2 separate regions of the Homo sapiens genome follow, and region 2 is linked to region 1. Evidence: read pairs that join two places in POLR2A ChIA-PET (ENCODE). Cell type or tissue: MCF 10A. All regions are shown on one strand. Links, peaks and the distances in the headings refer to the core of each region. The heading gives the core; the rest is flanking DNA.

Evidence for each region. ChIA-PET counts read pairs that join two places held together with the same protein. Peaks named below come from ENCODE experiments on the same cell type or tissue, not always from the same donor. Only the 100,000 strongest peaks of a DNase experiment are listed, where the experiment ranks them.
Region 2: POLR2A ChIA-PET joins it to region 1 with 38 read pairs; 20 of 35 experiments call an interaction of 5 or more read pairs at or near these places.

What each region holds. Positions count from the first base shown.
Region 1 is chr17:45,363,407-45,379,009 of GRCh38, reverse strand. LOC105371796 (a long non-coding RNA gene) reads left to right here and starts at 12,488. Exons shown (of 3, transcript XR_934786.3): 1 at 12,488-13,151; 2 at 14,230-14,326; 3 at 15,327-15,603. RefSeq lists enhancers at 4,541-5,112, 5,113-5,685, 6,344-6,993, 6,953-7,247, 6,994-7,642 and 2 more. In MCF 10A, for the core only: no CTCF peak of the experiment used is centred there; DNase peaks (open chromatin) are centred at 7,029 and 7,709.
Region 2 is chr17:45,288,121-45,303,723 of GRCh38, reverse strand. MAP3K14 (mitogen-activated protein kinase kinase kinase 14) reads left to right here. Exons shown (of 16, transcript NM_003954.5): 2 at 12,959-13,234; 3 at 14,419-14,488. The coding sequence starts at 12,979. Among named protein-coding and RNA genes, the nearest start is that of MAP3K14, 21 kb to the left of the region's middle. RefSeq lists enhancers at 746-795, 4,536-4,685, 7,978-8,037, 9,947-10,241 and silencers at 3,716-3,765, 9,947-10,241, 13,050-13,253. In MCF 10A, for the core only: no CTCF peak of the experiment used is centred there; DNase peaks (open chromatin) are centred at 7,613, 9,023 and 10,063.

The sequences.
Region 1 (15,603 bases), core at 3,197-11,196:
GTGAGGGGGATGGGATGCAGTTGGAGTAGACAGTCGGAGGATGGAGTGCCCAGCAGGCAGGGCAGGGCCGGGCAGTGGGAGCCCTCACCCTCCCTCACCCCCTTCCTATTCTGAGACCCCACTGCCCCTGGCTCTTTGTGTACACTTCCTACACACCCTAAATCCCGCCTCGTGTGACACAAGTTCATTTATCAGCACTTATTTAGCACTTACTGTGTGTCAGGTGTGGTGCCAGGGCAAAACACCTACCATGTGCAGCATGAGGCAGTTTCCAGAGTGATTTTCCATCCAGTACCAGCATCCCTAGAGAAAGGGATCCATCCATCCACACATCCCTTTATTTGTGCAATCATTGACAGGCAGGGAACACGGCAGGTACAAAGGTCCTGGGTGGGACAGTGCTCAGGCACTGGAGGAGGAGAGGAAGGTGGTCGGTGTCTACGGAGAATGGGAATGTTTGATGGGGGTGAAGTGGGAAGTGGAAGGTTTGAGGTAGGAGCCAGCAGCCAGACTGGGAAAGGCTTGTAGACATCTGGATTAATTCTGCAGTGAGATGCAAATCCACAGAAAGCCTCTACAAAGGTGAGGGATGCATTCTGGTTGACATTTTAACAAGATCATGGGGCCAAGCTAGAGTTAGAGGATGCAGAAAGACTGGCATTAGCTTAGGGTCTATGTAGGAGGTAAAACTGTGGAACCAACTGCGGAAGCCATTATTTCTCTTCCAAACCGCTTTCTCCCCATCATTTCAGAAAATGGTACTACTAGAACTCTATTGCCCCAGCCAGAAATTTCTAATTTCTGCATCCCTTCTCTCTTTCACCTCTTACATTCGATCAGCTCTGACAGTGTCCGGCAAGAAAGTGGAACAGCTTCCAGGCAGTGCCATGCGTGCATTTCAGGTTAATGTGCACCATCAGGCAGCCTGGCTATGAGATAGGCTCAGCAACTTCGGCTTCCCTGGTGCAGCCGGGGGAAAAGTGCACAGTTGGCTTTGCCACAGTGAGGTTCTGCCAGCTGAAGACGACAAGGGGAGCAAGAAACAAGAGCTGGGGCTGTTGCAAGACAATAATCAACATGGTAGACCAGGGACCCCAAGGTGGAAAAGGAGGGAAAGAAGGGGGGGTTGGATGGCCGGAGAGAAAGTAGAACTTTAGAAGGAACCTGCCCCAGAGAAAGAGAACTGGAAGGATAAGAGGTGTGGTCAGGGTAAAAATTCAGGGATGGTGCTGTGAGAAAAGAGGACAAGGTGTAGGATGTGACGGTGGGAGTGGACAGCTGGGTGCAGTGGAGAAAGTAATGTCTGGAGGCGAGGAGGTCAGGATGCAGACGAGGCACCGTGTGGATGTTAGAGTCATTTTGAATGAGGCTGGGTGGACCACAGGCAGTGAGCCAGGAGCTAAAGGTGCCCCAGTGAGGGGGAGTGGCTGGGAGGTGGGGGGCACCAGCACTGGCAGGGGCATGGGTGGTTGGTGTGTTCAGAGGAACCGAGGGGCTGGGCGAGGTGGCTTACACCTGTAATCCAGGCACTTTGAGAGGCGGAGGTGGAAAGATCCCTTGAGGCAGAAGTTGAAGACCAGCCTTAGCAACATAGTAAGAACCCCGTCTCTACACATGGTTTAAAAATTAGCTGTAGCCGGGCGTGGTGGCTCCCGCCTGTAATCCCAGCACTTTGGGAGGCTGAGGCGGGCGGATCACGAGATTAGGAGATCAGGACCATCCTGGCTAACACGGTGAAACCCTGTCTCTACTAAGAATACAAAAATTAGCCAGGCATGGTGACACACGCCTGTAGTCCCAGCTACTCGGGAGGCTGAGGCAGGAGAATCGCTTGAATCCGGGAGGTGGAGGTTGCAGTGAGCCAAGATTGTACCATTGCACGCCAGCCTGGGCGACACGGCGAGACTCCACCTCAAGAAAAAAATTAGGTGAGTCTGGTGGCATGTGCCTGTAGTCCTAGCTATGCAGGAGGCTGAGGTAGGAGGATTGCTTGAGCCCAGGAGTTCAAGGCTGCAGTGAGCTTTGATCACCCCACTGCACTCCAGCCTGGGTGACAGAACAAGACCCTGCCTCTAAAAAAAAAAAAAAAAAAAAAGCAGCAGCAGCCAAGGGTTGAAGGAAGAAGGGTTTGGAATTGGCCTACCTCCACGTCCTGGCAACGAGGTGCTTCCTCTGAACAGGGCTGCTGGGACGCTTCCCCCCAGGGCCAGGAGTGAGAGGTGGGGGTAAGATAAGGATGTGGGGATGGTGGGAGGATAACACTGGAGGGAGGGAGGGTCCCAAGGAGGGTGCAAAGTTAACTAGCTGTTAGCAGAGGCTAGCTTTTCTAGGACGGCCTTTAACCCCTAAACTGCTCAAATTGAGTTTTGCCTAGGTCTTTCCAGGCCAACAACACTAGTCTCCCCCAGTTCACTCCCTTCCTCTACACTCTGGGGCAGAGCCAGGTGTAAACAGCTGAAAGGCACAGGGGGCAGGCCCCATCCCTTCAGCCCTGCTCCTTTGTAGATAATCTCTGCAGGCACCAGAGAGGTGCCACCTAACGGCACAGAAACTGCTCTTCAACCGTCAGGAGGGTTGGGGGAGCCTGGGGCTCTGTATTAGCCACCAGGACCCCCTCATTCTCTGCTCTGTTTGAAGAGAAAGCAGGTGCCTCCCAGAGGGCCACCGCTACCTTGTCTGTGTGTGCAGGTGGGGCCTGTTTAACGTCAGCATTTCCTTTGTCCTGATAGGCTCAGCATGAGATTCCTACCTTCTGGGCAGGAAATGGGAAGACATTGGCTGTGTGATCCATCGTCTTGGCTTTTTCTTTTTCTTTTCCTTTCCTGTCCTTTCTTTCCTTCCTTTCTTTCTTTCTTTCATCAGGTGATCTCAATGGACGCTCTGAACAACTCATTGTCCATTCTCCAGCGCTGGGCAGGAGGGGGGATAGACCCTGGGATAAAGGGGATGAAGCCTGGTCCTGAAACTCCAGGATTTCAACAAGTGATCAGTGGGCCAGAGCTGGAATTGGAGTACAAACAGGGAGGGAGTATGGGATCTCTAAGGAAGCTCACAGGTTTTGTGTCTTCATGGAGTCTGGGCCAGGGGCAACAGGAAGCCTGGATTTGTCTTTCCAGATGGAGGGACTCGCCTAGTGGCCCTGTGACAACTGAGAAAGGCAACACTCCCAGCAATCCCCATCTGAGCATTAGCAACGTATTAGGTCACCCTTTCCAGTGACCTCACCACACCCCTGATGGGTAGGCAGTGCCACAGCTTCCATTTCACAGAGGAGAGAGCAGTGCCCAGTCTACAGCTGGTTTTGGCCCCACAGTAGTGGGCACGTTATGCATCCATTCACTTATGCATTCAAGGAATGTTTATTAAGCACCTATTATGTGCTAGGCACTGTTGTAGGCATTGAGGATGCAGCAGATTACAATGCAAAGAAACCTCCCTGCCTTCATGGAGCTCACACTCTAATGGGGGGGGATAGGGGAGAGAGCTAAATAGTAAAAAGAGCTGACGTGGTTTAACATCACAGACCACCAGGCGCAGTGGCTCTCGCCTGTAATCCCAGCACTTTGGGAGGCTGAGGCAAGAGGATCACTTGAGTTCAGAAGTTCAAGACCAGCCTGGGTAACATAGTGAGACACCCCCCAATCTCTACAAAAAAAATTTAAAAAATTAGCTGGATATGGTTACATACACCTGTAGTCCCAGCAACTCCAGAGGCTGAGATGGGAGGATCGCTTGAGCCCAGGAGTTCCAGGCTGCAGTGAGCTGTGATCCTGCTACTGCACTCTAGCCTGGGTAACAGAACAAGACCCTGTCTCAAAATAAATATAAATAGGCCAGGCACAGTGGCTCACCCCTATAACCCCAGCACTTTGGGAGGCCAAGGTGGGCAGATCACTTGAAGTCAGGAGTTCAAGGCCAGCCTGGCCAAAGTAGCAAAACCCCATCTCTCAAAAGTACAAAAATTAGCCAGTCGTGGTGGTGCACACCTGTAATCCCAGCTACTCAGGAGGCTGAGGCAGGAGAATTGCTTGAACCCAGGAGGCAGGGGTTGCAGTGAGCCGAGATCGTACCACTGCACTCCAGCCTGGGCAACAGAGCGAGACTGTCTCAAAAAACAAAAACGAAAACAACAACAAAAAGAAAAATCAATCAATAAATAATATAAATGAATAAATAAATAAATGTCTTCCTAAAATGAAATATCTAAAGATACTGACTAAAATAGAAATACAACTCCCATGTAACTGCCAAATCCACAAAATAAATAAATAAGATGACTCCACAAATGCTGACCGCCCTGAGGGAGTCTGAGGGCTTATAAAAAGCAAAGGGTTTGGGATTGAAGAGCCAGAGAGACCCAGGAGAAAAGGTCTTGTGCCGGCTTTGAGGAGAAAAGACACAGACTTCAGTTTCTTTTCTTTTTTTTTTTTTTTTTTGAGACGAAGTCTCACTGTTACCCAGGCTGGAGTAGAATGGCGTGATCTTGGCTCACTGCAATCTCCGCCTCCCAGGTTCAAGTGATTCTCCTACCTCAGCCTCCCAAGTAGCTGGGATTACAGGCACACGCTACCACACCCAGCTGGTTTTTGTATTTTTAGTTGAGATGGGGTTTCGACATGTTGGCCAGGCTGGTCTCAAACTCCTGACCTCAAGTGATCTGCCCGCCTCGGCCTCCCAAAGTGCTGGGATTACAGGAGTGAGCACTGTGCCTGGCCAGACTTCAGTTCTTGACGGGAGGAGTGCCAGATAATTTGCAGACATTTAGAACTGCCAAACAGCTAGGAGTGGTGGCATCAGAAGGTGAACGTGGGGTGTCTGATGACAAAGTCTACACACTAGGACTCCACACGCTGCCAGGCTGCAGGGAAAGAGAGGAGAGGGTCTCTGCTAAGGCGGTGGATGTGTGGATGGGGATGGAACAGAGAGGAGACATGCTGGGAAGGTCAAAGTGTTGTCCTATCTGGCATGGACACCCCAGCTTGCGCAGGCAGAGGCTGGGGAACTGCTGGGTTGGAAGGGGGGCTCTATGGGCTGGAGAGGTACATGCTCAGGAGGCCCCTTCTCCCCTGCTGGGGGCCTGGATCAGTCCCTGGGGCCAGGGAGAAGGGAGAAGGAGGGTCCTGCATTCAGTGAGCCGGGCGGGGTTTTGCAAGGAGCTGGCAAGAGAGCACTGGGGATGCCGCTGCCCAGATTGTAGCCACCACAGCCCTTGGGAAGTGAAACTTGTTCAAGGCCAGCTTTCTCATTCGTTTGAGGTTGACGTTCAGTGGCTCTCCTGTTCAGGGAGGCAGACAGAGGCCTGGTGGCCCCAGCCCAGGGCCTGAAACACACTGAAACTTGCGTGGGGGATGTGGGAGAAAGGAGGCCTCCCAGATGACCCCCGCTCCCAGTGGGGATTCCCAGCTGGGTAAGGGGAGGGCTGTGAACTCCCAGGTCCTGAATTCACTGGGTCCTTCTCCTCTAACACCATACCCAGGGGGTAGGGGTGGGGGTGGGGCAGGGACTCTGGACTGGCTTTTGGTAGCCGCTGCACCAGGAAAGATTTTTGTGACTTTCATAGGTCACTTCCCTCCTGAGTACTCAGTTTTCTCATCCACCAAATGTCAGGTCAGGTGATCTTGAAGGTCCTCTGCTCTCCCAGCATCACCAGAAAGATTATTCACCTCAAGCTCTTTCTCTTAGCTCCCAAAAGCAGTCGGCTGGCCGGACGAATGCCCAGGAGGTGTTCTTAAAGATGAGGGTAGGGTCAGCCCGGATCCACCATGACCTGTCTGGGCCTCACCGCAGCTAGACCTACCACCTCCCAACTTGCTCCATTCACTAGCGAAATGGGGAGAGAATGTGGGTGGCTTGGGGTGGGCTGAGGCCTCCTTCATTTTTTTTTTTTTTTTTTTTTTGAGACGGAGTCTCACTCTGTCGCCCAGGCTGGAGTGCAATGTCACAGTCTTGGCTCACTGGAACCTCTGCCTCCCAGGTTCAAGTGATTCTCCTGTCTCAGCCTCCAGAGTAGCTGGGATTACAGGCACGCACCACCATACCCGGCTAATTTTTGTATTTTTAGTAGAGACGGAGTTTCACCATGTTGGCCAGGCTGGTCTCAAACTCCTGACCTCAAGTGATCCTCCCGCCTTGGCCTCCCAAAATGTTGGGATTACAAGCGTGAGCCACCACGCCTGGCTGGGGGTATCATTATTATGCCCCTTTATGGATGCGGGAACTGAGGCACAGAAGGGCTAGGTAACCTACCCAAGGTCACACAGCTGAAAAGTGGCCAAACCAAGGCTAGGGCCTGGGGAGCTGGAGCCCTGAGTCTGGGCTTAGTCACTTGAGATTTCTTGTCTCCCAACAACTGCCTGTAAGTGGTAGGCATTGGCTCTGTGACCCAGGAGGGGAAAGGTCGTTTGCCAAGAAGGATGATGTCTTTGGCTGTAGTGGACAAGGAGAGCTTCCCAGAGGAAGGACAGGAGAGGGAGTGGGACAGACAGGGTAGGCAGAGCCTTGTGTGCAGCCCCGTGAGGAAGACAGGAACTCGGGCTTAGACCCACTGGCTTGTTTCCGGCTGTGACTTGACCTCTCTGAGCCCGGGCTGCTCTGTAAAATGGGTATAACACAGACCCACAGTTTCTTACTTAAAACCTTGGGGCCAGATGTGCTTTGGAATTCAGAATTCTTTAGATTTTAGAAACAATTTGGTGCGTGTATAGAATGGCACCCTCAGGGTACCTGGGACCGCATTCTTGTAATCAAACATGTACTTTTTTTTTCTTTTTCTTTTTTTTTCCATCAGCAAACATGTAAGTATTCACGTGCAGCCAGATAAGTGAAACTGCAACTTAATCTCAGGTTGGTTCAGGTCAGATTTCGCCATCCTGTAAGCTCGGTTTTCAGGCATTTGGGGAATCTGGAATTGAGGAGAGGAGAACGTGGTTCCTTAGGAGATCAGGCCTGAGAATCCCCGCACAGAGAGAGAGGGCGCTTCCTCCGCAGGCTTCCCTGCCTGCTGGGGGCCAGGGAGGAGACCAGCTTGTTGGAAGCGGAGACGTCTAAGGAGTTTCCAAATAGGAAAACCAGCGGCTGCAGGCCTCAGGACGTGGCCGGGCGAGCCGCAGCCTCATCCCGCGAGCGGGCGTTCCTGAGCTGCCTGCACCGTGAGTCACCCGGACGGCCGCGGGCAGCGCGCAGGAATGCGGCCTCGCCAATCGGCGGGGAGCGGGTGGGCGGCGGGCAGGCGAGGGCACCTCCGGGCTGAGCCGCTGCGCGTGACTCAGCAGGGACCCCCTGCGCGGGCGAGCCGGCTGCTGCCCTGCGGGGGACCCACCCGCTGGGACCTTGGTAGGGGATATGGGAAGAAACTGTACACCTTCCATTTGTATTTATTTGTATTTCTTCCTTTTACGTTTAAATTTATTTTCAAATAGGTAGTACCTTCATATGCTTTAAAAATGTAAAGCGGCCGGGAGCGGTGCCTCACACGCCTGTAACCCCGGCACGCTGGGAGGCTGAGGCAGGAGGATTGCCTGAGACCAGGAGTTGGAGGGCAGTCTGGGCGACAGAGGGAGACCCCCCGTCTCGACAAATAAAATAAAATAAAGATATAAAGATCTGGAAGAGATATTTGTACACCCATGTTCATAGCAGCATTATTCACATTGGCCAAAAGGTGGAAGCAACCCAAATATCTATGGAGAGATGAATGGATAAACAAAATGTGGCCCACGCATATATTATTCAGCCTTAAAAGGGAAGGCGCTTCTGTCACATGCTACAACATGGGTGAACCTTGAGGACATTGTGCTCCGTGAAATCAGCTTGTCACAGAAATACGAATACTGTGTGATTCCACTATATGAGGTGTCTGGAGCAGGCTTCTTCACAGAGAAACGGGGGTGCCAGGAACCTAGGGAGAGGGGAAGTGGAGTTCTTTTACGGGTACAGAGTTTCAGTTTCGCAAGATGAAAAGAGCTCTGGAAATGGATGGTGGTGATGGTTGTACCAAAAGGCGAATGTACTTAGCACCACTCAACTGTACACTTAAAAAATAGCTAAGATGGTAAACTTTGTTATGTGTGTTTTACCAAAATTAAAAAGAAAAAATTTAAAGGTACAAAAGTCACTCTCCCAGTCCTGGCCTGCAAGCCATCCACTTCCTTCACCCAAAACACCTAGTCTCACCAGTTTTCGTGTATCCTTCCAGAGCGTCTGTGCAAATCCATATAGGCATGTGTAAGTATAAACATATAAATATAAATCTGCATAATAGTCTATATATACACACCTGTTCCTCTTTAAAAAAAAACAGTGGGGCTGGGCACGGTGGCTCACACCTGTAATCCCAGCACTTTGGGAGGCCGAGGCAGGCAGATCACTTGAGGTCAGGAGTTCGAGACCAGCCTGGCCAACATGGCGAAACCCTGTCTCTACTAAAAAATACAAAAAAATTAGCTGGGCGTGGTGGCAGGTGCCTGTAGTCCCAGCTATTCAGGAGGCTGAGGCAGGAGAATGGCATGAACCCGGGAGGCGGAGCTTGCAGTGAGCAGATAGCGCCACTGCACTCCAGCATGGGTGACAGAGTAAGACTCTGTCTCACAAAAAAAAAAAAGAAAAAGAAAAAGAAAAATTAGCCGGGCGTGGTGGCAGGCACCGATAATACCAGCTACTCCGGAGGCTGAGGCAGGAGAATCGCTTGAACTGGGAGGTGGAGGTTGCAGTGAGCCGAGATTGTGCCACTTCACTCCAGCCTGGGCAAAAGAGCGAAACTCCATCACAAAAAAAACAAAAACAAACAAACAAAAAAAACACCAAAAAAAAAAAAAAAACCAATGGTAGCGTATTCTGTGCTTTGTTTTTCCATTTAAAAATACACCTTGGAGGCCAAGCGTGGTGGCTCACACCTGTAATCCTAACACTTTGGAAGGCCGAAACAGGTGGATCACCTGAGGTCAGGAGTTCGAGACCAGCCTGACAAACATGTTGAAACCCCGTCTCTACTAAAAATACAAAAGTTAGCTGGGCATGGTGGCAGATGCCTGTAATCCCAGCTACTGGGGAGGCTAAGGCAGGATAATCGCTTCTTGAACCTGGGAGGCAGAGGTTGCAGTAAGCAGAGTTCATGCCACTGCACTCCAGCCTGGGTGACAGAGCAACACTCTGTCTCAAAAAGAAAAAAAAAATCTTGGAGACCTTTCTAAACCAGTACCTAACAAGCTTCCTCATTTTTTTTTTAACAACTTCATTGAGATATGATATAATTTACATAAAACACATCCATTGTAAATGTACTATTCAACAGTTTTTTTTTAAATGTATAGAGTTGGGCAGCTATCACCACAAGCCAGTTTTATAACATTGCCATCATCCCCCAAAGTCCTGTTGGATCCATCTGCAGTGAATCCTCACAGCCATCCCAGCTCCAGCAATGACAGATTTGCTTTCTCTACAGATTTGTGTTTTCTGGAAATTTCATATAAATGGAAGCACACAATATGTGGTCTTTTGTGTCTAGCTTCTTTTACTGAGCATAATATTTTTGAAGTTCATCTATGTCGTAGCTCATTTAAGAAGTTTGTTCCTTTTTTGCTTTTTGTTTTTTGTTTTTTTGATACCGAGTCTCACTCTGTCGCCAAGGCTGGAGTGCAGTGGTGCGATCTCGGCTCACTGTAACCTCCACCTCCCAGGTTCAATCGATTCTTGTGCCTCAGCCTCCTGAGTAGTTGGGACGACAGGCGTGCGCCACCACTCCCGGCTAATTTTTGTATTTTTAGTAGAGATGGTGTTTCACCATGTTGGCCAGGCTAGTCTCAAACTCCTGGCCTCAGGTGATTCACCTGCCTCGACCTCCCGAAGTGCTGAGATTACGAATGTGAGCCACTGCGCTCGGCCAGTTTGTTCCTTTTTATTGCTGAGTAGTATTACACTGAATGGATATTTCACATTTTGTTTATCCAGTTACCAGCTTTTGCATATTTGGATGATTTACAGGGTTTTTAAAATGTACAATGCTGCTATGAGCATTCAGGTCTTTGTGTGGCCACATTTTTACTTCTCTTGGGTAGTTTCTGTTTAACTTTTTAAGCAACTGCCAAGCTGTTTTCCAAAGTGGCTGCATCATGTTACATTCCCAACAGCAATGTATGAGGCTTCCACTTTCTCTACATTCTCCACCACACTTGTTATTATTATCTGTCTTTTTGATTATAGCCATCCTGGTGGGTTTGAAATGGTATCTCATTGTGGTTTTAATTTGCATTTTTCAAATAACAAATTGAAATTGAACATTTTTGTGTGCTTATTAACCATTCTTTTTTATTATTGTTAGGAGAGAGAGGGTTTTCCTCTGTCACCCAGGCTGGAGTGCAGTGGCACAATCATAGCTCACTGCAGCCTTGAGCTTCTGAGCCCAAAAGATCCTCCTGCCTCAGCCTCCTGAGTAGCTGGGACTATAGATACACACCACTATATCGGCTAATTTTTTTTTTTTTTTGTAGAGATGGGGTTTTGCTATGTTGACCAGGCTGGTCTCAAACTCCTGGCCTCAAGCAATCCTCCTGCCTCGGCTCCTGAAGTGCTGGGATTACAGGCATGTGTCACAATATCCTGAGCCATGCCAGCCCATATATTTTCTTTGAAAAAAATGTCTATTAGAGTCTTTCATCTTTTTTTTTTTTTTGCAGCGGGAGTTTTGTGGTGGCGGTGGGGGAGTCTTGCTCTGTTGCCCAGGCTGGAGGGTAGTGGCACAACCTTGACTCACCACAACCTCTGCCACCTGGGTTCAAGCGATTCTCCTGCATCAGCCTCCTAAGTAGCTGGGATTACAGGCGCCTGCCAGCACACCTGGCTAGTTTTTGTAATTTTAGTAGAGATGGGGTTTCACCATGTTGCCCAGGCTGGTCTCAAACTCCTAGCCTCAAGCAATCCACTTGTCTCGGCCTCCCAAAGTGCTGGGATTACAGACATGAGCCACCACGCCTGGGTTGTTTTGTCCATCTTTACATTTAGTTGTTTGTCTTCTTATTATCGAGTTATAAGACATCATTTTAAAAAATAGGTCAGTCATAGTTGATTGTATGCATGGGACGTCATTTGTTTAACTTGTTTCCTATTGATATCTCTTAAAATTTTCGTTTTATACGTATTTTTATAATAGGCATAATATATTAATGCAATAGTTTATGTTCCTGACATAAATAAGCAAATACAATTGGAATACATCCTCAAGTTAGTTTGCTGAGAGGGATCATTAAGGCCTGGTGACCCCTGACCTGAGCCTTCCTCCCCCTCCCCCCTCTCCCCGCCTGCCCCACCCCGTCCATCAGGCCCTTTCTAGCAATCTCAAGGTTTGTAGAAACCTTGTTAAAAGCCCTCTTTCCTGGCAGCCTCTGACCTCCAAAAAGTCTGATTGGGATCCCCTAACTGATGAGGGAGGCTGAGGCTGAGGGAGTCCACCCAGGGTAACATCGGCACGGTCTGAATCACAGGGCTTTCTGGAATGACCCAGAGGCCACCCCTTCCTTAATTTGGGAAGCTCCAGGCTAGAGGACATGATGAGTGTTCATGCTGAGGTTCTCCTGAGTCCAGCAGCGTGAGGCGAGCTCAGAGCCCAGGAGTGTGGTTCGGGATGGTGCTGCCCTCAGCCCCCATGCTGCGTCCTGACCCCCCGCCCATCCATCTGCCCAGCCTGTCAATGTGGACTCACACACACCTGGTGTCACCTCAGAGCAATCCAAAGTAAAAGACCCTGCTGGTCCATGTCTCCCCTCCTGGTGGTTCCTTCATCTCCATTATCTTCTTCTTCATCATCCTCATTGTCACCACGTACTGCAGACATGTCCCATGCCTGTAAGTGACTTCTGGGATACTGTTTAATCCTCCAACAAATCCTACGAGCTGGAGCTTATTAGTTCTCTATTGCAGAAGAGAAAACTGAGGCTCCGGGAGGCTATGGGACTTCTCTGTCCCATCTTAGCAACAGAGGTGGAATCCACAGTCCACACCTTTGACTGGGACATGGCCCTACCCACCCTTCAGGGGCTGAGAACTGGCGCAGACTCAGCCTTCAGCTGATTTTCACCTGATTCTTAGCAGACGTCTTGGAAAAACCTCCTGGTGACATAATAAGAGCAGTGTGGCTCCAGGGTCGGGGAGGAATTTAGGGGGTGAGAATTGGGGGTGCCCCCCCTTGCCCTGAGCCAGGGCAGCTGCAGAGAAAGTACTATTCAGGGCAGGGCAGGAATGGACCCTGGAGAGCCTGAGGGTCCCACAGGGAGAGCACGCTGTCTACCCCCAGCACAGCCCCCGCCTCTCCTGGGGCTCAGCAGGCAGAGGGGAGAGGGCAGGTTCAGCCCAGAGAAGAGGGACTGTCACAGGTACCAAGCTTGTCTACTTTGGCAGGAGAAAGCTAAGGTCTGTAATCACACTTTCTGTTTTCACTTTTCTTCCATTTCTGAGTAAGCATTTCTATTGGAAAACTCCAGACTTGTCTGAGCTCAACGAAAGGAAAAGGGATCTGTGGGCACCCAGAGCAGGCCAGGGGTGGGGGTGGGGAGCCGGGCCCCTGAGTGGGTAGTATGCGTTTCCAGGGGCTCAGATCTGATGATCCCATCCTTGGCTCCACAAATTCAATCCATGCCCCTTAGCTTGGCATTCGAGGCCTTTCCTTCATCTGGCTTCAGCCCCTGCTTCTCTCTGGCTTACATCCAGGTTTCTGCTCACATTGTTCCCTATGCCCACAATGCCCTTTCCTCCCATCCTAAGAGATCCAATGCCCAAACTCTGGTCATCCTTCAAGGCCCAGCCCAGATGCCTCCTCCTCCATGAAGCCTTCCTTGACCCCCTCAGCTGGACATGACATCTCCCTCTTCTGAATTCCCACAGCCCTTGGTTCATACTTCTCTGAGGGCGTATTCCATTCTCCCACCAGCAGCAGACCTTGGTTGTGACCCTACCCAGCATCCTTCCTCCTTCTGATCAAAACACTCCAATATTCCATGAGAAATATCTGTCGCCCACCTTCAGACATGTGGTCCAGAAGAAGCTGATTCCACTCCCAGGATCCAGAGAGGCTCATAAGGCCCAGGCCTCGAAGTCGGAGTAGCCCATCTTTTCTCCTACCCCCTCCACTTCTGAACCCTGTGCTTGCTATGGGATCAGTTCAGGTATGGGGCTGTGACTCAGTCACAGCCAGAGCTATATCAGGGCTTTTTTCCTCTTTCTTTCTTTCTTTCTTTCTTTCTTTCTTTCTTTCTTTCTTTCTTTCTTTCTTTCTTCCTTCCTTCCTTCCTTCCTTCCTTTCTTTCTTTCTTTCTTCCTTTCTTTCTTTCTTTCCTTCTTTCTTTCTTCCTTTCTTTCTCTCTCTTTCTTTCTTCTTTCTTTCTTTCTTTTTTTAATTTATTTATTATTATTATACTTTAAGTTTTAGGGTACATGTGCACAATGTGCAGGTTAGTTACATATGTATACATGTGCCATGCTGGTTCATTCTTTCTTTCTTTCTTTCTTTCCCTTTTTTTTTTTTTTTTTGTTTTGTTGTTGTTTTTTGAGACAGAGTCACCCTCTGTCGCCCAGGCTGGAGTACAGTGGTGTGATCTCACTGCAACCTCCGCCTCCCAGGTTCAGGTGATTTTCCTGCCTCAGCGTCCTGGGTAGCTGGGATTACAGGCGCATGCCACCACACCCAGCTAATTTTTGTATTTTTAATAGAGACAGGGTTTCACCATGTTGGCCAGGCTGGTCTCAAACTCCTGACCTCAAGTGATCCGCCCACCTCAGCCTCTCAAAGTGCTGGGATTACAGACGTGAGCCACCGCGCCCAGCCTCTCTATAGATCTTACTCTGGCCCTGGGTTCACGTCACTTGCAAGTGAAAAATCCCTGACTGCTATTTATTCCTTTGCTCTGTTTCTCTGCAGCTAATGTCCTACTTGGACCTGCAGGATGGAGGCTCCTGGAAGTCAGGTGCCATGATCTCTTGCCTTTGTGCTCCCACAGCACCAAGCACAGGGCCAGCCGCACAGAAAGTTTCCACGAGGGTTTGTAGAACCGTCTGTGGGAGGAGTGAACACGCTGGCTGTCCTGGCCCTCCCCACCCCAACCAGGAGCCCATCTCGGGCCTGGGACTCTCCACCTTCTCCCCAGACCTGACCTGGCAGTGGACAGCCCAGACTGGAGCTTCCTGCCTGCCACACTGGCTCTCCAGTCAGCAGAGGCCAGAAAGTGGTGATTTCCTGTATTGCAGGATCAGATGGCAGAATCGCAAGAGCTCCGCATCCCCAGGGACTCATCTGAAAGACAATGTGAAGCAAAGACAATGTGAGGCGTGGGGAGACTTCCAGGTACTTGGTTGCATCTGGGGAGGGGCCAGTGGTGTCTGAGCTTTAGCTTCTGGAAGCCGGCTGCTGCGGGGTGGAGACAGAGGGGCTGTGCCAGAGAGGGAACAGCTCTAGAAACCAGCAACAGGGAGAAGTTTGATGCAGGGCAGAGGGGAACCTGGGATGGGAGGCTGGGCAAGGGGCTCCTGCTCCCCAGGGGGCTGATGAAGACCCTTGGTGTTCTCCCACCTGCCTCTGGGAGCTTGTGGTGTTTTTGTTGTTGTGTTTTGGTGTTTTGTTTTGTTTTGAGACTGGACTGAGTCTCACTTTGTCGCCCAGGCTGGAATGCAGTGGTGCAATCTTGGCTCACTAAAACCTCCACCTCCCAGGTTCAAGTGATTCTCCTGCCTCAGCCTCCTGAGTAGCTGGGATTATAGCGCCCGCCACCACGCCCAGCTAATTTTTATATTTTTAGTAGAGATGGGGTTTCACCATATTGGCCAGGCTGGTCTCGAACTCCTGACCTCAAGTGATCCGCCCACCTTGGCCTCCCAAAGTGCTGGGATTACAGACGTGAGCCACTGCGCCCAGCTGGGAACTTGTGTTTTAGAAAGTCCTTCAGTTCCATCCTTACTCTGGAGCACTGTAAAGTTTATAAAACAAAATGTCTGAGAGCACCACCTTGTTAGTAACCAACTGAGTGGAACCCTACTCTATCTAGTGTCCTGTTCTGGTGTATTGGTCAGGAGAGGCTATAGTGTGCTGAGGTAAACATTGACCTCCAAATCTTAGCGGCTTCTTGATGCAACAAAGGTGTATTTTTCTCGTTCACACAAAACTGCTGCAGGTTGGGTAACTGTCCAGGTTAGCTGTCCCTTGTACAGGCTACTTCCTTCTAGTGGCTCTACCATTTCAAACCATGGCATCTGTGGTTGCCACTAAAGGCCAAGAGAGAACAGGAGGGTTGGACAGCAGCACTTCAGTGTTTCGGTCCAGAAATGACACCTGTCACTTCCATTCACAGCCTGTTGGTCAGAGTTTGCCTCATGACCCCACCCTGACTGCACGGAAGGCTGGGAAGTGTGGAGGAGGACATGAGTAGTCAATGAGCATTGAGTGCCTCTGCCATGCTGGGTATCCCAGGGGAAGAGGAGACACAGGCACAGAGGACTGGAGGACTTTGAGGCTGGATATCTAGGTTCAAACCCAAGCTCTTCTAGAATGACTAGAAGCTATGTGACCTTGGGAAAATTACTAAATGTCTCTGAGTCTTGCTTTTCTCCTGTGCCAAACGGGGATAA
Region 2 (15,603 bases), core at 6,619-14,618, 79 kb after region 1:
ATATATGTATAGTAATTGGAACTAGAAGGATTTACATGAAACTTAAGTGTTTTTTATGTTGCAGAGAGGACGGGACGGTGCCGGGATTTTTTTTCTATATACAATTTTGTTTTGTTTACATTTTTACAATGAACAATTATTTTGGTATTGGAAAAAAATTTTTGAGATGGAGTCTCACTCTGTTGCCCAAGCTGGGGTGCAGTGGTGCAATCTCGGCTCATTACAACCTCTACCTCCTGGGCTCAAGTGATTCTCCTGCGTTAGCCTCCAAAGTAGCTGGGATTACAGGTGCCCACCACCACACCCAGCTAATTTTTGTATTTTTAGTAGAGACGAGATTTCCCCATGTTGGCCAGGCTGGTCTTGAACTCCTGACCTCAAGTGATCCACCCACCTCGGCCTCCCAAGGTGATGGGATTACAGTCATGAGCCACTGCACCTGGCCTGAAAAAAAATTTTTAAGCAAGGTTAAAGATCACATATAAGAAAGGCAGGAGAGGCTAGCTAGGAAAACTGTCCTCCCTTGGGTTTCCCAGACTAGGACTAACCCTGCGATTCCCACCCCTTTGCGCAAGCAGTGGAGGAAGGGCTGGTTTTTTTCTCCCTGGTCCACTTCTGCTGTTTTTCACTCTGGGGGGCCACTCTTGCCCAGGGGCATGTGGTCCATCCAGCACTAGCACGGGCCTGTAACCACGCATGCATTTGCCATTCGATAAATCAAAGCAGGAAACAGTCCGCATCTTCTGAGCACCTTCCTATTTCTTGAGTCACAACTGATAAAACTCTCAGTCCTCAGCAGAGAACAAGGGAGGGAATGAAATGAAAACCAAAACCAGGAAGGACAAGCTTGCCCATCTCCAGCCTTCTGTTTTGCGGCCCAGCTGCCAGAACTCAGTGAGCAGAACAGAAGAGCCACAGACTTTCTGGTGAAGTTTCCTGCCCACACATGGGTTTGTGCTTGCATGTGTGTGCATGTGCGCGCACACGGTTGGAGAAACCAGCTCATCACATATTTATAAAGCCCCAATCTCAAGTGTGGACCTAATGCTTCCTAAATTCTCATCCCATGCCAAGAGATTCTTTTTTAGTTGTTTTCATGATTAAAAAGTAATACTTGGCCGGGCACAGTGGCTCATGCCTGTAATCGCAGCACTTTGGGAGGCCAAGGCAGGCAGATCACTTGAGGTCAGGAGTTTGAGACCAGCCTGGCCAACATGGTGAAACCCGGTCTCTACTAAAAATAGAAAAATTAGCCGGGTGTGGTGGCAGGCGCCTGTAATCCCAGCTGCTCAGGAGGCTGAGGCAGGAGAATTTCTTGAACCCAAGAGGCGGAAGTTGCAGTAAGCCAAGATCGCACCGTTGCACTCCAGCCTGGGCAATAGAGTGAGACTCCATCTCATAAAAATAATAACAATAATAAAAATGAATAAAAGTAATACCTACAGAGAAAATCAGTAGAGGGAGATACAAGAAACTGTTAACGGGGATCCCCTTATAGGAATGGAGGGAAGGACTCATGCTTTTCAATGGCACCCCTTCTGTATTTTTTTTTTTAACCACTTAGAAACATTATCTGTTAAAAATGAGAACCAAGGTCGGGCGCAGTGGCTCATGCCTGTAATGCCAGCACTCTGGGAGGCTGAAGCAGGTGAATCTCATGAGCTCAAGAGTTCAAGACCAGCCTGGGCACCATGGCAAAACCCTGTCTCTACCAAAAATACAAAAAATTAGCCAAGCGTGGTGGCACGCACCTGTCCCAGCTACTTGGGAGACTGAAATGGGAGGATCACTTAAGCCTGGGAGGCAGAGGTTACAGTGAGCTGAGATCGTGTCACTGCAGTCCAGCCAAGGTGACAGAGTGAGACTGCATCTCAAAAAAAAAAAAAAAAAGAGAACTGAGAAAACTAATATGTGCTCACTGAAAAAGTGGAAAAATTAGAAAGGTATAAAAAGAAATATTAAATCATCCATAAGCCCACCACCAAAAGAGAACCATTGCTATATGTCCTAGGTATCTGCATTTTTATAAATATCATTGTAATATACCGACACATGTATATAGGGTCGTATTTTAGATATGCTTCTGTATCCTCTTTCTACTAATTTAATATCCCATTTTTCCATATTGTTAAAATGATTTATAAACATTTTTAATGGATGTTCCATGATTTATTTAATAATTATCCTTCCCCTGTAATTAGACTTTTTTGTTCCAGTTTTTTTACTGTTATAGAAATACTGTGAACTTTTTTTTTTTCTTGAGATGGAGTTTCGCTCTTGTTGCCCAGGCTGGAATGCAATGGCATGATCTTAGCTCACTGCAACCTCCGCCTCCCAGGTTCAAGCGATTCTCCTGCCTCAGTCTCCTGAGTAGCTGGGATTACAGGCATGTGCCACCATGCCTGGCTAATTTTGTATTTTTAGTAGAGACGGGGTTTCTCTGTGTTGGTCAGGCTGGTCTCAAACTCCTGACCTCAGGTGATCTGCCTGCCTCGGCCTCCCAAAGTGTTGGGATTACAGGCGTGAGCCATGGCACCCGGCTTTTTTTTTTTTTTTGAAACAGGATCTCATTCTGTTGTCCAGGCTGGAGTGCAGTGGCGTAATCATGGCTCACTGCAACCTTGCACTCCTAGACTAAAGCAATCCTTCCACCTCAGCCTCCTGAGTAGCTAGAACTACAGACACGTGTGACTATGCTCAGCTAAGTTTTGTATTTTTTTGTAAAGATGGGGTCTCACTATATTGCCCAGGCTGGTCTCAAACTCCTGGACTCAAGCAATCCTCCTGCCTTGGCCTCCCAAAGTGCTGGTATTACAGGCATAAGCCACCATGCTCAGCCCTAAACATTTTTGATTATGCTTTTTTCTGTTTTTTTTAATTTGTTCCCTACTTAGATTGCAATTCTGTGAGTTGTGCACACAAAAAGTGGGTATCTTCACTTGCTATGATGCTTTATTGTTCCCAGAGTTCCTTCATCTACATTGTTTCATTGAATGAGTAAAAGGGAGTGGGGGTGTCAGGACCAGGAGGAGGATGAGGATAGAGGAGACAAGGTGCTGTGGGCAGGCAGAAAAGGAGGCCGTTGTACAGTGGAGCTGATGGGAGGAACTTCCTGGGTAGAGGCTGAGCCTTGCCTTTGAAGGACAAGCAGGATGTATGGGGTGGCCCACACAACAGCATGGCACACATGGGACCTGGAGAGTTGAGTAGCCAAGGGGTTGTAGAGAGATCAGACTGGCCAAAGCCAAACCCTATGTTTGGGGAAACAATGGCCAAAAAGATTATGGACCACAGAGCTGAGACTGAGCCCATAAGCAGTGCAGAGCCAGCAGATGTCTTTGAGCTTGAGGTTGTCTTAAGTACACGATGTTTCAAGATTAGCTCAGCGCCAGGGTGGGAGGTCAGAGAGAAGCTGGAAGTGGGTAAGACCAATGCCAATAGAATAGATGCGAGGGAATTGCCCTAAACATCTGAAGGGGCCTTATAGACAGTAGTTTCTGCACGGCTAGGGCCGGCCAGCCATCATCAGGCATGTGGTGGTAATTGCAGGACAGTCAGAAACTTTACCCCATAAATTGTATTTACCCTGCAGTTTGACCTGTGGGATTGGCAGCAAGACTGAGTTTTGTTTTTTTGAGATGGAGTCTCGCTCTGTTGCCCAGGCTGGAGTGCAGTGGCGCGATCTCGGCTCACTGCAACCTCCACCTCTAGGTTCAAGCAATTCTCTCATCTCAGCCTCCTGAGTAGCTGGGATTACAGGCACGCGCCACCATGCCTGGCTAATTTTTGTATTTTTAGTAGAGACAGGGTTTCACTATGTTGCCCAGGCTGGTCTTGAACTCCTGACCTCAACTGATCCACCTGCCTCGGCCTCCGAAAGTGCTGGGATTACAGGCGTGAGCCACCATGCCTGGCCGAGACTGAGTTTTTGAGGGCATGTCAGATTTGTTTCTTTTTAATAATTGATCTGTAAGATTTTAATGATTAATGTACCTTCACATTTCATATCCTCCTTAATGGGAAATGCTTATTCAGAAATTACTCTCCTGGGAAGCAGGCCTCAAGCAGGCCAATGAGTCCAGTTCTGAGGTTCCTCCAGCTGCGTTTCACTCACAGTGCCTGAGTGCAGGCCCCAGTAAGGCCCCTTCCTCCTTCCTCAGACATCTGTTTCTATGTCCCAGGGATCACATGGCCATTCTCCTTCTCCGCCTGAGGGAGAGAGTGAAGCAAGCCTTTCAGAAGCCTGTCACTTGTCAGATTGTTAGCCCAGGCCAGGGTGGGGGTTCTGTACCAATGGCAGGATTTTCTTTTCTTTTTTCTTTTTTTTTATTTTCATAAAGACACAGTCTTGTTATGTTATACATGCTGATCTCAAACTCCCAGGCTCAAGTGATCCTCTTGCCTCAGCCTCCCAAAATGCTGGGATTACAGGAATGAGGCACTGTGCCTGGCCAGTGCCATCTGCCCCTACTCTGCAGCTTCTGCCATCTGGAACTTTACCCCCAAGAGTCTGGGAGGAATGTGGAATTATACCCCGCTCACTCATCTGAGAATTTAAACCCTGGGGGTATATGAGGATCAAGCGTGTGTCCATGGTCTGATAGCTGAACTTCATCTGCAGCCTCCTCTCCTGGGACTGCCTGACTTACGCTTTACTCACTGACAACTTCAAGCTGCTGGTGATTGCTGCATTGACTCACCTCTGTGCCTTACCTTTTGCCATCCCCTCTACCCAGAACACCCTCTCCTTTTTCTTGGGCAGGTCTTGCTCACTGCTTCAGACTCAGCTCAGGCATCACCTCCTGGGCTGGACTAGGTGTCGCTCTGTGTTCCCGTCACATCTGCTGTGTGTCTATCTCTGTCATTGCATCCCTGTATTGTACTGAACTCTTCTGACTTCTTGTCTGTTTCCCCCAGTAGACTGTAAGATCCTCAAGGGACAGTGTCTTCTTCCTCAGTGTACTGCCAGCACTCAGCACGGGGCCCAACACCCAGCAGACCTAGTACATGCCCAGGAACTGCCACGCATAAGATCCTTGCTCTGCAGCTAGACAGGACACTCTGGGGCCAAGACCTTACTCAACATAAAGCCTCAGCCTGCCTCCAGTCATTGGATTTGGAGGCTCTTTATCGGGTGCCTAGAAGTGATTATATCTTTTTGTCTTAAGTATTTTGTCTGATACGAATATTACTTCTTTGTGGTTAATATTGGCCTGGCACATCTCTTTCTATGTCTTTATTTCCAACTTTTCTGGATAATTTTGTTTTGTTTCTTTTAGTCAGCATCTAGCTGGATCTTTTAAAATCCAATCTGGTTTGCTGTTTTGTAATCTACTCACATGTACTGTGGTTAATGACATGCTAATATTTTGCCTTATTTCTGCCATCTTGTGTTTTTATTTTATATTTATTGTCCTTTTTGCTTCTTTTTTCCTCCTTGCCTTGCCTTGTATCAGATTGACAGCATTTTCTATTTTTCCTCCTTTATTCTTCTGGTCTGAATTGTATTTCTATTATTTTAGTCATTACTCTTAAATCAACATACATACTAACTGTAATTTTTTCTAATAAAATTTAAAAGTTGTTGTACATAAAGTCCCCAAAAAGGCAAGGATCATGTTACTTTTTACCCATTGAACAACCCATTTCACCCATCTTCCTTATTGTTGGTGTCTAGATTTTCATGTTTTAAAACGATTTAAACTGGCCAGACATGGTGGCTCATGCCTGTAATCCCAGCACTTTAGGAGGCCAAGGCAGGCAGATCACCTGAGGTCAGGAGTTCGAGACCAGCCTGGCCAACATGGGGAAATCCCATCTCTACTAAAAATACAAAAATTAGCCAGATGTGGTGGCACATGCCTGTAATCCCAGCTACTCAGGAGGCTGAGGCAGGAGAATCACTTGAACCAGAATGCTGAGGTTGCAGTGAGCCAAGATTGTGCCACTGCACTCTAGCCTGGGCGACAGAGCAAGACTCCATCTCAAAAAAAAAAAAAAAAAAAAAGATTTAAACCAATTTCTCATATTCAACTGTTAATTAAATTGACCAACATATTGTTTGAGTTCCTGTGCCTACCATTGTTTCTTTTTCCTATTTACTTTTTTCTTTGCAAAGTACATCCTTCAGTGGTTCTTTCAGTGAAGGCAGTGCCACCTTACCTAGAACTCCTGTTTGTGTATGTGTGTATTAGATGTGCATTTGTTTGATTGTTTCAAGAAAATGAAACGACCTGTTAAAACCATCAAGTTAAGTCATAACACATAACATAACAGGATTTAGTGGCGTAACTGAACTAAAAGTCTGACAAATTGATGGCTGATTCAGCCCTGACTTGACAAGACCCCTCATCAGTAAGGGATCTTCGTCTGCTTCCTGTCTACCTGGGCTAAGGAATTATTACCAACAGTAGATGGGCAGATGCTAGGGGTAGTAATATCCACATGGGTAGTAATACTGCTCAGTTCCTGGATGTTCTAGATGCCTCTGCCAACCAGATTTTATTCTAGGAAGGAACTAGAGATCCTTGGGTCCTAAGAGAATGGGCCAAGAGTGTCCTGGCTTGAGCCCTAACTCCATGTTGGATGCTCTAACTGTATAAATTGAGCCTCATTTATTCCTGTAGGTAATGTACCTCTCTAAGCCTTAATTTCTTCATCTGTAAAATTGGAGATAATATTGCCAACCTTGCAGGGTTGGTGTGGAATGCATTAACAAGGCAGATAGAGTTCCTGGCACAGTGCCCCATACACAGAAGACATTTATGGACGGTAGTGGCTATTACATTCCCTGGCACTTGGGAGACACTCATTGAATGTTTATAGGGTGGATGCAGAAGCCTACCATAAAAGGCTTCATTGAGTAGATAGGCCTTAAAGGATAGGTGAGATCTGGGCAGACATTGATAAGGGAGGAAGGCAAGCAGCCACTCCCTATGGGAGGAACAGGGTGGGCAGAAGAAGAGAATCAGAGGCTTGCCCAGTGCTGCCCTGCTCGGGCAAGTGAAGGAATCAGTCTGGAACAAACTGGGGGAAGGGCTGTAGGAAGGGCAGAAAGGGTAGAAAGGGGAGTCAGGATGAGCATGTATGGGGACTTCTGAGTCTGCCTCGCCAGATGGCTGTTTTGCCAGGCCAGCTTGCTCTGCCTGATACTTGCCCTTGGTTCCCTCTTTTTTTTTCCCCTCCTTTTCTTTCTTTCTTTATTTTTCCTTTTGAGATGGGGTCTTGCTCTGTTGCCCAGACTGGAGTGCGGTGGTGCAGTCATGGCTCACTGCAGGCTCAAGCAACCCTCCTGCTTCAGGCTCCCAAGTAGCTAGGACTACAGGCGTGTGCCACCATGCCTGGCTAATTTTTTAATTTTTTGTAGAGATGAAGTCTCACTATGTTGTCCAGGCTGGTGTCAAACTGCTGGTCTCAAGTGATCCTCCTGCCTTGGCCTCCCAAAGTGCTGAGATTACAGGCGTGAGCCACCGCACCCAGCCCAGCCCCGCACTTTGAGTAGGCAGAGGTTTGCCTATTGTGGCCTGGTGGCCAGGCAAGCTGAAGACTTAAAAGAGGAAGTTGGGAGAAGATTGGTTTTCAACCAATATCTTATTAAGGAAGTTGAGTCATTCTACTTCTGCTATTTATCCCCTCTGGGCATTCAGAGAAGGACAAGTTTTTACTTCCAGATGAAATAGTCATGAGAGGGATTTGCCTTGGCCCCTTGTAGACATTTTCAAGCTGGCCCTGTAAGACAGAGTTTTATTTCCCTTTCGTGTATGGAGAATCAAGGCTCCAAGCATTGCATGAACTAGGTAAGGCTCAAGATACCTTGGCTATATGGTGCTGAAACAGAGAAGTCCCATCTTCTCAGTGATGGCTTTTAGTAGCCTGGTGACAGACAAGGGAATGAACATTCATTTAGCCTCTTCTGTTGGCCAGGCAACCTGATTGGCATTTCATGTACTCGTCTTCATTCGGTCTTCAAAACAGCTCTGAAGGAGCTAAGAGAAGAAACTCAGAGAAGTTAAAAGAAGTGGCTAGCTCAAGGTTTAGATGTCGGCTTAGGAGGCAGCAGTCTAGGTTCAACCCCACCTCTGCAACCTGCAACTGCGTAACTTTTGGTGTGCTACTACACTTCCCTAAGCCATATCTTCATGTCTGAAAATGAGATGACAGTAGGTACTTTGTAAGTATCGACAGTTAGTATTCTGAGTTGGAGTTGTCCAGCCCTCAAAGAATCCTGACAGATGGGCTACATTCTCAGAACTAGAAGGAACCTCAAAAGATTTCCTAGGCCGCTGGTTTCCAAACTCTTTTCTTGGAGAACTAGGGATTTTGTAGAGGTCCTCGGTGGATGAAGGGACACTGAGCATGTGGAGCTCCTTCAGCCAGGGCAGCGGGTTCAAATGTGAGTTACATGCCAGTTGCATGCATCTGGTTCTTTTAGTTATTGGGAGATGAGGTATGATTTCATTTGACAAAAATGGTCCCACTGCTCTTCTTAAAAAAAAAAAAATTGTTAAGGCTAGAACCCATAGCTTCTGGTTCCCAGTCTGGAATTTTTACTATGTTGTACTTGCTAAAACAGGGAACTGAATGAAATATGATATATTCTAAAAAGGTTATCATCTGTGAAGATTAACATTTAAAACATTGTTTTTGTATCTTCCAGTGAATCAAAAATTTGTTTACTGTAAACCCCATTCCTGCCCCAGAATCCTAGGAACAGAAATTTTACTGTCAGAGAAAACACCGCTCTCATCACCTCAGAACAGCACTGTCCAATAGAACTTTCTGCAATGCTGGACATGTTCTCTGTCTGCACTGTTGAGTATGGTAGCTAGTGTAACAAGGAAATGATTTTAAAATTTTACCTCATTTTAATTAAATGTAAATAGCCACATGTTGCTAGTGGCTACCATTTTGGACAGTGTCGCCTTGAGTACAGAGCAGGGGTCAGGTGGCAGTCTCTGGCCCTTTGGCATCAGAATCATCCAGAGAACTTGTCAAAAGTACAGATTCTGGGCCTAATGCCCAGTGACTGGTTCAGCAGGCCTAGGAGGAATGCATTTAAAGAACTTATCTGGTTATTCTAATCTGTGGTCAGATTGGAAACTGCTGCATTGGAGAGCTTTTCCTCGGAGTGGAAGAATAGAGCCAGAATCAGGCATTTAGCCCGGCCCTGATTTTCTAGGGAGACTAGAGGAACCTTCTGGGGAATGGCAGATCCTTGGAGAATCTGTTGAAAGCTATGGACCAAGTCTTCCCTGGAAAAATGCAAATTACATTTTTCTCCCTGAATCCATCCTTGAACCTAGATTAAGAACTCCTCATACAGCTATGCCCAGAGGTTGATCTGGTACTGTCCAGATCATTCCTATCCCCCAGGCTTCTCCAGGAGGTCACTGAGGCATCACAGAAGAAAGAACCAACAGTGTCTGTGCATCAGGCCTCAAAGAATATGGAGTGAATTCTGCTCCTTTCCTTTCCTCTTCTGATTTCTTGGGCTTATGGGTGAGCCATGTGGGTTTGGCTGTTGCCACTGCTCGTGTCCTCAACTCTTATGCAGAGAGTAGAGGGCCCAATGCCTTTGGGGCGTGAATAAGCTGAGGAGAGTGTCTAGGCTGAGGAATGAATCAGGAGTTTGACTTGCCTTCAAAGGCAGAGACATAACTGGCTCCCACTTCGTCCTCCCCACACGCTGCAGGAGGGAGAAGGGGCAAAGTGTTAGGGCCATGAGCTGGGGTGACAGCCAGAGACCAAAGTCCAGGGCTGGGAAGGCCCCCTGGCCAGTAGTCCTGGACTTAGTACAGAACCATGATTTTTGTAGACCAGAGTCCAGATAGAATTAGGAAAGGAGGGAGGGAGCAAGTGCATCCGTATGTGTGTGTGTCTGTGTGTGCATGTGTGTGTGTGCATGTGTGTCTGTGTGGGAGGTGGTGTTTGGGGAGAGCCACTGTCAGGCCAAAGTGTCCCAAGAATAGCCTCTTGAACTTGGAGGCTGTCGGTGAGGGTCTGAGTCATGGTGATGTGGCACAGAAAAGCCAGCCACAGGAGGAGCTTTACAGCTCCCAGGCCGTGATTTGTGCCCCTGAGAGGTGAGGGTCAGCCTGTTTTCCCCATGTCCTTCACAAGTTCAGCTGCCATCTGCTGGGTCAGCTTCTCAACAGCCTCCTTGTTACTGTCTGCCTGCCAGGCTGTTGGATGAGTCATCGGGGAACTGCAAAGGAGTCTCTGAGCGTGGCTGCCTCAGCCTCAGCTTCCACTTCTCTGGGAAGAGGGGAGCCTGGTGTGCTCACAGAGGGGCGCTGGACAGCTGCCTACCTAACACCAATATGAAAGGACAACTCTGGGACTCGGGATGCCCTGCACCCCCTCTGGAGGAGTTCTAGCTCAGGATGACCTATCCAGAAGCCTCCGTTGGGCCATGCCAGGCGGAGACAGGCTATCAGAGCCCCCACACAGCCAGATCTCTAATAGCCACGTGCCCCTCAGAGCAGCAACTGCACCACCTGGCCTCATTTTTCTCATTCATCAGGCAGGACTCTCTCTTCCTCCTCAGCATTCGGGATCATCCTGTCTCCAAAGGTTATGGAAAAGCAATCTTTGTCCTTTGAGTCCCTCGTTCAGCCAGCGTCAGTTGCGTGGTCTGTGGCCCCTGTGCTATACACTGGGGAGGCACTGTGTGCAGGGCCCCACCTCTTCCCTCAGGAGCCTGTTGACCAGGGAGGACCTTAGTGTGCCCTCCTGCATTTGCCTGTAACCCAGGAGCTTGGGGAGTGGGCATCATAGCCTAAAGAACCTAGGGTCTGGATCCTGGCCATGTCCTGTCACACGTGGGTTGGGTGACCTTGGGCAAGTCTCCACTGAATTAGGCCTCAGCTTCTTCAAATAGAAATGAGGAGGTCACGCTCACATCGAGCTCCCTGTGAGCATTCCCTACTGCTGTTAGGTTTGGAGACTTTTTGGTCTGTTCTTAAGATCTCATTTCCCCTGGTAAAGAGGCTGAGAACAGTGGGATCGGCTCTGGGCTTAGGTCAGTTTCTTTTTTGGAGGTAGAGTGGGGTGGGGAGGTGTGAGGTGGGATGAAAGTACAGTTACAAGAAGCATAGCCAGCCTTGAAGGGCTTTTGCCTAATTGGATGTCAGAACACCCCTTAGACTTTTTTTTTCTTTTAGAGACAGGGTCTTATTCTGTCACTCAGGCTGGAGAATGCAATGGTGCAATCTCAGCTCACTGCAGCCTCAACCTCCTGGGCTCAAGCATTCCTCCCACCGCAGCCTCTAGAGTAGCTGGGACTACAGGCCAGCTACCCCAGCTAATTTTTTGTATTTTTTTGTAGAGACAGGGTTCCACCATGTTGCCCAGGCTGATCTTGAACTCCTGGGCTCAAGTAATCCTTCTGCCTCAGCCTCCCAAAGTGGTGGGATTACAGGCATGGGCCACCATGTCCGGCCCCCTCAGACTTCTTAAGATCCTCAGGTAACAGTGAGGCCACCCATTCAGCCTCCTCAGCATCTGGCGTTTGGTACCAAATCCAGGCATCCTTGCAGGAAGCTGGAGCTGCTCCAAGTTCAGAGCTAGGAGACCCTTAAAGACAGAGATGCAAGGAACTAATCAATAGTGAACAACAAACCCCACCACACCCGCCAGCCAAGCTGGCAGAGCCTTTCATAGCCATCGAGGTGGGAAGACCAGTGAGGCAGATTCAGAAGGAGGAATGCTTCAACCTAGTACCTCAGCTTCCCACCATCTCATTCAGTCCTCAGGCCTCACAGGGCAAAAGGCCAGAGGCCTTAGAGTTCAGCTTCAGATGGTGTACCTGTCTGCCCCAGAAGCAGAGAAGTGATCCAGGGTTCACAGAGTTATAGCAAGGAAGATGATTTCTGCTGGTAGCAGCTTTAAGACAAACCTACCATCAGAGAGCAGTTATTAAAAATCTGTCTGCATTTGGGACCTTCTCAGGCTGTTTCTAAAGCAAGTCATGCCTGAGAGGGGCCCTGCCCTTTAAAAACTCCCAGCCTTTAAAAAGGTTTCCAAATGGTAACAGTCTCAAATCAGTGCTCTTCTCTTTTTTGCCAATTCCAGTCTGCAGGCTGTTTGCACAGATTGTTGGCAACTCTGGGTTGCTCTTCTTTGCAGCTTCCTAGGGCTGGGCAAGACAGAACCCAGAGAGACGTGAATTCTTATGCTTTATTCTTTATTTCTAGAGGTATAGGTTCGTGTTAGGGCCTTGAATATAAATTCTACTCCTGATGTTGCCTGAATGAAAAATGATACCTAGAAGTTTTCAGCCAATGAGTTTGGACATTAGAGGAGGAAGCATGTTAGTTCCTTCTGGAGAGCCACAAACAGACGCATTGGGCAAGGAACCACGTGCTGAGCACCATTTGCATGCTGAGTTTTAGACTTTGTAGGACACACACACACACACACACACACAGATATCTACCTCCTACTAGGGAACAGAATAGAACCTTGCTTCTCTCCACTTGGAGAAAAGTCGCTGTGGATGGTGTGTGCCAACAGGTCCTCTCCAAAGGCTTATGTGGGGTCAGTGAGGCCATGGTTTTGGAGTCTGGGATTCACCACCCTGTCCTGGGGAAACAAAGTTTGCCATAAAACAACAGAAAAAGATCGAGCCATCATAAAGGCAAGAAAGAGCCAACCCAGACATTTGTGCCACAGCTCTCCTAGAGGGAGTGGGCTGGCATCCTTGCTGGACACAGTGAAGGAGGCTGTTTATGTTGTGGTACTGGGAGGACCGGGGGACTGTGCCGTGTGGAACGTGTAGCTGTTGAGAGGTGGACTCTGTTACCATTGAGGATGTTTGGAGGATGAGTATGTGTGGCAGAGGCACACATAAACAGGCAGAGACCCTTTGCCCCTGCCTTTCTCCCCCAACCCAAGGCTGACCTGTGTTCTCCCAGGTCTGGGATTCTAAGTGACCTGCTCTGTGTTTGGTCTCTCTCAGGATGAGCACAAGCCTGGGAGATGGCAGTGATGGAAATGGCCTGCCCAGGTGCCCCTGGCTCAGCAGTGGGGCAGCAGAAGGAACTCCCCAAAGCCAAGGAGAAGACGCCGCCACTGGGGAAGAAACAGAGCTCCGTCTACAAGCTTGAGGCCGTGGAGAAGAGCCCTGTGTTCTGCGGAAAGTGGGAGATCCTGAATGACGTGATTACCAAGGGCACAGCCAAGGAAGGCTCCGAGGCAGGGCCAGCTGCCATCTCTATCATCGCCCAGGCTGAGTGTAGGGGCCTAGGGTTGTTGTGGGCACGGGGCAGGTGGGTGGGCCTGCAGGTGGGTAGCTGGGCCCAGGGGTTCCCTATGGAGGAGAGAGGTCTGTGTCACTGCTAGATAAGATTCTCATGAGACACAACCAGAGGTCTGTGCCGAGAATCATGGAAAGTGGGGTTGTAAAAGTGCACAGATGGTGGATGTGGCAAGGGGAGACTGTGCCCATCGTGACTGGAGCAGGGGAAGAGAGGTAACAGACGAGCACTCGGGACTCTGCAGAATCATCAAGCAGGCCATCAACCTTCTGCTGTGACCTTGAGCAGCCCCAGTGTCTGGAGAGGCTCCAGACAGGAAAGGCCAGGTCTCCTGGAAAGCCCCACTGGGGCCTGTAGGGCCTTCACCATCTTCCACCTAGAGGTGGCCCCACCCCCAGGAATGAGCACCGTGCTCTTGAGCCTGCTGGGCCAGTCCTGGGGCGGCAGGCTGCTGCAGGGTGAGACCTAGTCTGGTCCTTTCTTCTTCTACTCATGATACCTTATGATGACTAGTAATGGTGGCTTCCCTTGGAGACAGAAACTCCCACGAGGCCTGGGTAGGGCCGGGAGTCCTCTCTCTCCAACGCCTTCCCTCAACCCGGGAGGCTTCTTGGGGTGGAACCTGGAGAGCTGGACAGCCATGCTGTCATTTCTCCACACGCATACATCCTGCCCTCGTCTCCCACTTCCTCCTGGTTGGTTTTTGAGGAGAGATGAGAGAATAAAAACTAAAATACAGAGAGTGACATAATAATTGTTTTAAAAAAATACACATATATCCACACTTATATGTACACACATATATAAATACCTAATAGCTGTTTTTCCTATGAGCCAGGCACTGTGTTGAGCATTTTCTGTAGATCATCTCACTTCAGCTTCATAGGAAGTGAGGCGGGCGCCCTGTGATCCCCATAATATAGGCTTGGCTATTTCAGAGCAGGTGGCTGAGGCCGTGGTCTGCTCTTGACCAGTAAGCTGAGAAGCTGGGGAGAGACAGTGCGGGAAGGAGGCATTGGTGGGGAGGTGACTGCCAGACAGGGGTTGTCTGGAAAGGAGGGGAAGGAGAGGCGCCAGAGGGGATCTCTGTAAAATGTCTCTCCCCTAAGTGCTAAATTCCTATTTTTTCTCCTCTCTGCTAATCCAACTCCTTTTGCTTTAGGTGAGAATAGCCAAGAGTTCAGCCCCACCTTTTCAGAACGCATTTTCATCGCTGGGTCCAAACAGTACAGGTAAGCAGGGGAGACAAGCCTGAGTGGGAAGGTGGGGACTGGACCCAGCGCCCTCGTCCCCAGCACTTGCCTGGGCCGCTCCTGCTGACCCCGGGCTCCCTCCCTCAGCACCTGTGGTTCAGCTCCTGGAACTCACCCAGGCTTTCCTGGCTGAGCCGCTCTCTCAGCCAAATAAGCTTTTCAAAGGCTTTTCACAGCTTGTGGCTGACTGCCTCTGGGCCACATCAACTTGACATTTTATTTTTATTCTCCTCAGAGTCCTTAATGCACCCCCTCGTTTCCCATCAACAGGGAGGGTGCTGGGAACAGAAGCTGCTTCCCACTCTTGCGTGACCGTGAGCGCAGGCCGGGTTGGTGGGGGGGGCCTTCCACTGTCCTCTATGGGAGAAACCTGCTGGTGCCTTTTCTCCTGGGAGATGCACCGAGTAGGGATGCGGGCGGTAGAAAAGGAGGGGACAGATAGACTTGGTGGCCCGGTAGAAAGGAAGCCAGGGTGGGGCTGAGTCTGTTCCCAGGCTCTGCATTCCCCCACAGATGATTTTTTGAAACAAGAGTTCAAGTGCTGGGCACAATGGCTCTCACCTATAATCCCAGCACTTTCTGAGGCCGAGGCAGGTGGATCACGAGGTCAGGAGATCGAGACCATCCTGGCCAACATGGTGAAACCCCGTCTCTGCTAAAAATACAAAAATTCCCTGGGCATGGTAGCGCATGCCTGTAACCTCAGCTACTCAGGAGGCTGAGGCAGGAGAATCGCTTGAATCCAGGAGTCGAAGGTTGCAGTGAGCCGAGATTGTGCCACTGCACTCCAGCCTGGTGACAGAGTAAGATTCTGTCTCAAAAAAAAAAAAAAAAACAAGAGTTCAAGCTAGAAACAGCTCCTTCCCCTATCACCAGGCAGGTTTTGTATCATTGGAGTTTGGAACCTGCTAGTGATAAGATTGTGGGGAGGGCAGCTGGCTGCCTTGGAACCAAGAAATGCTCAGTTTGGTGGGATTCCTTCTGCTGTCCTGGGTGCCTTTTGGCCCAGGGTAGGAGCCTCTGATAGACACACTTCTTTCAGCTGTCCAAGAGAAGCCTGTAGGCCTCCAGTGGTCCCCAGGACTGCCATGAGT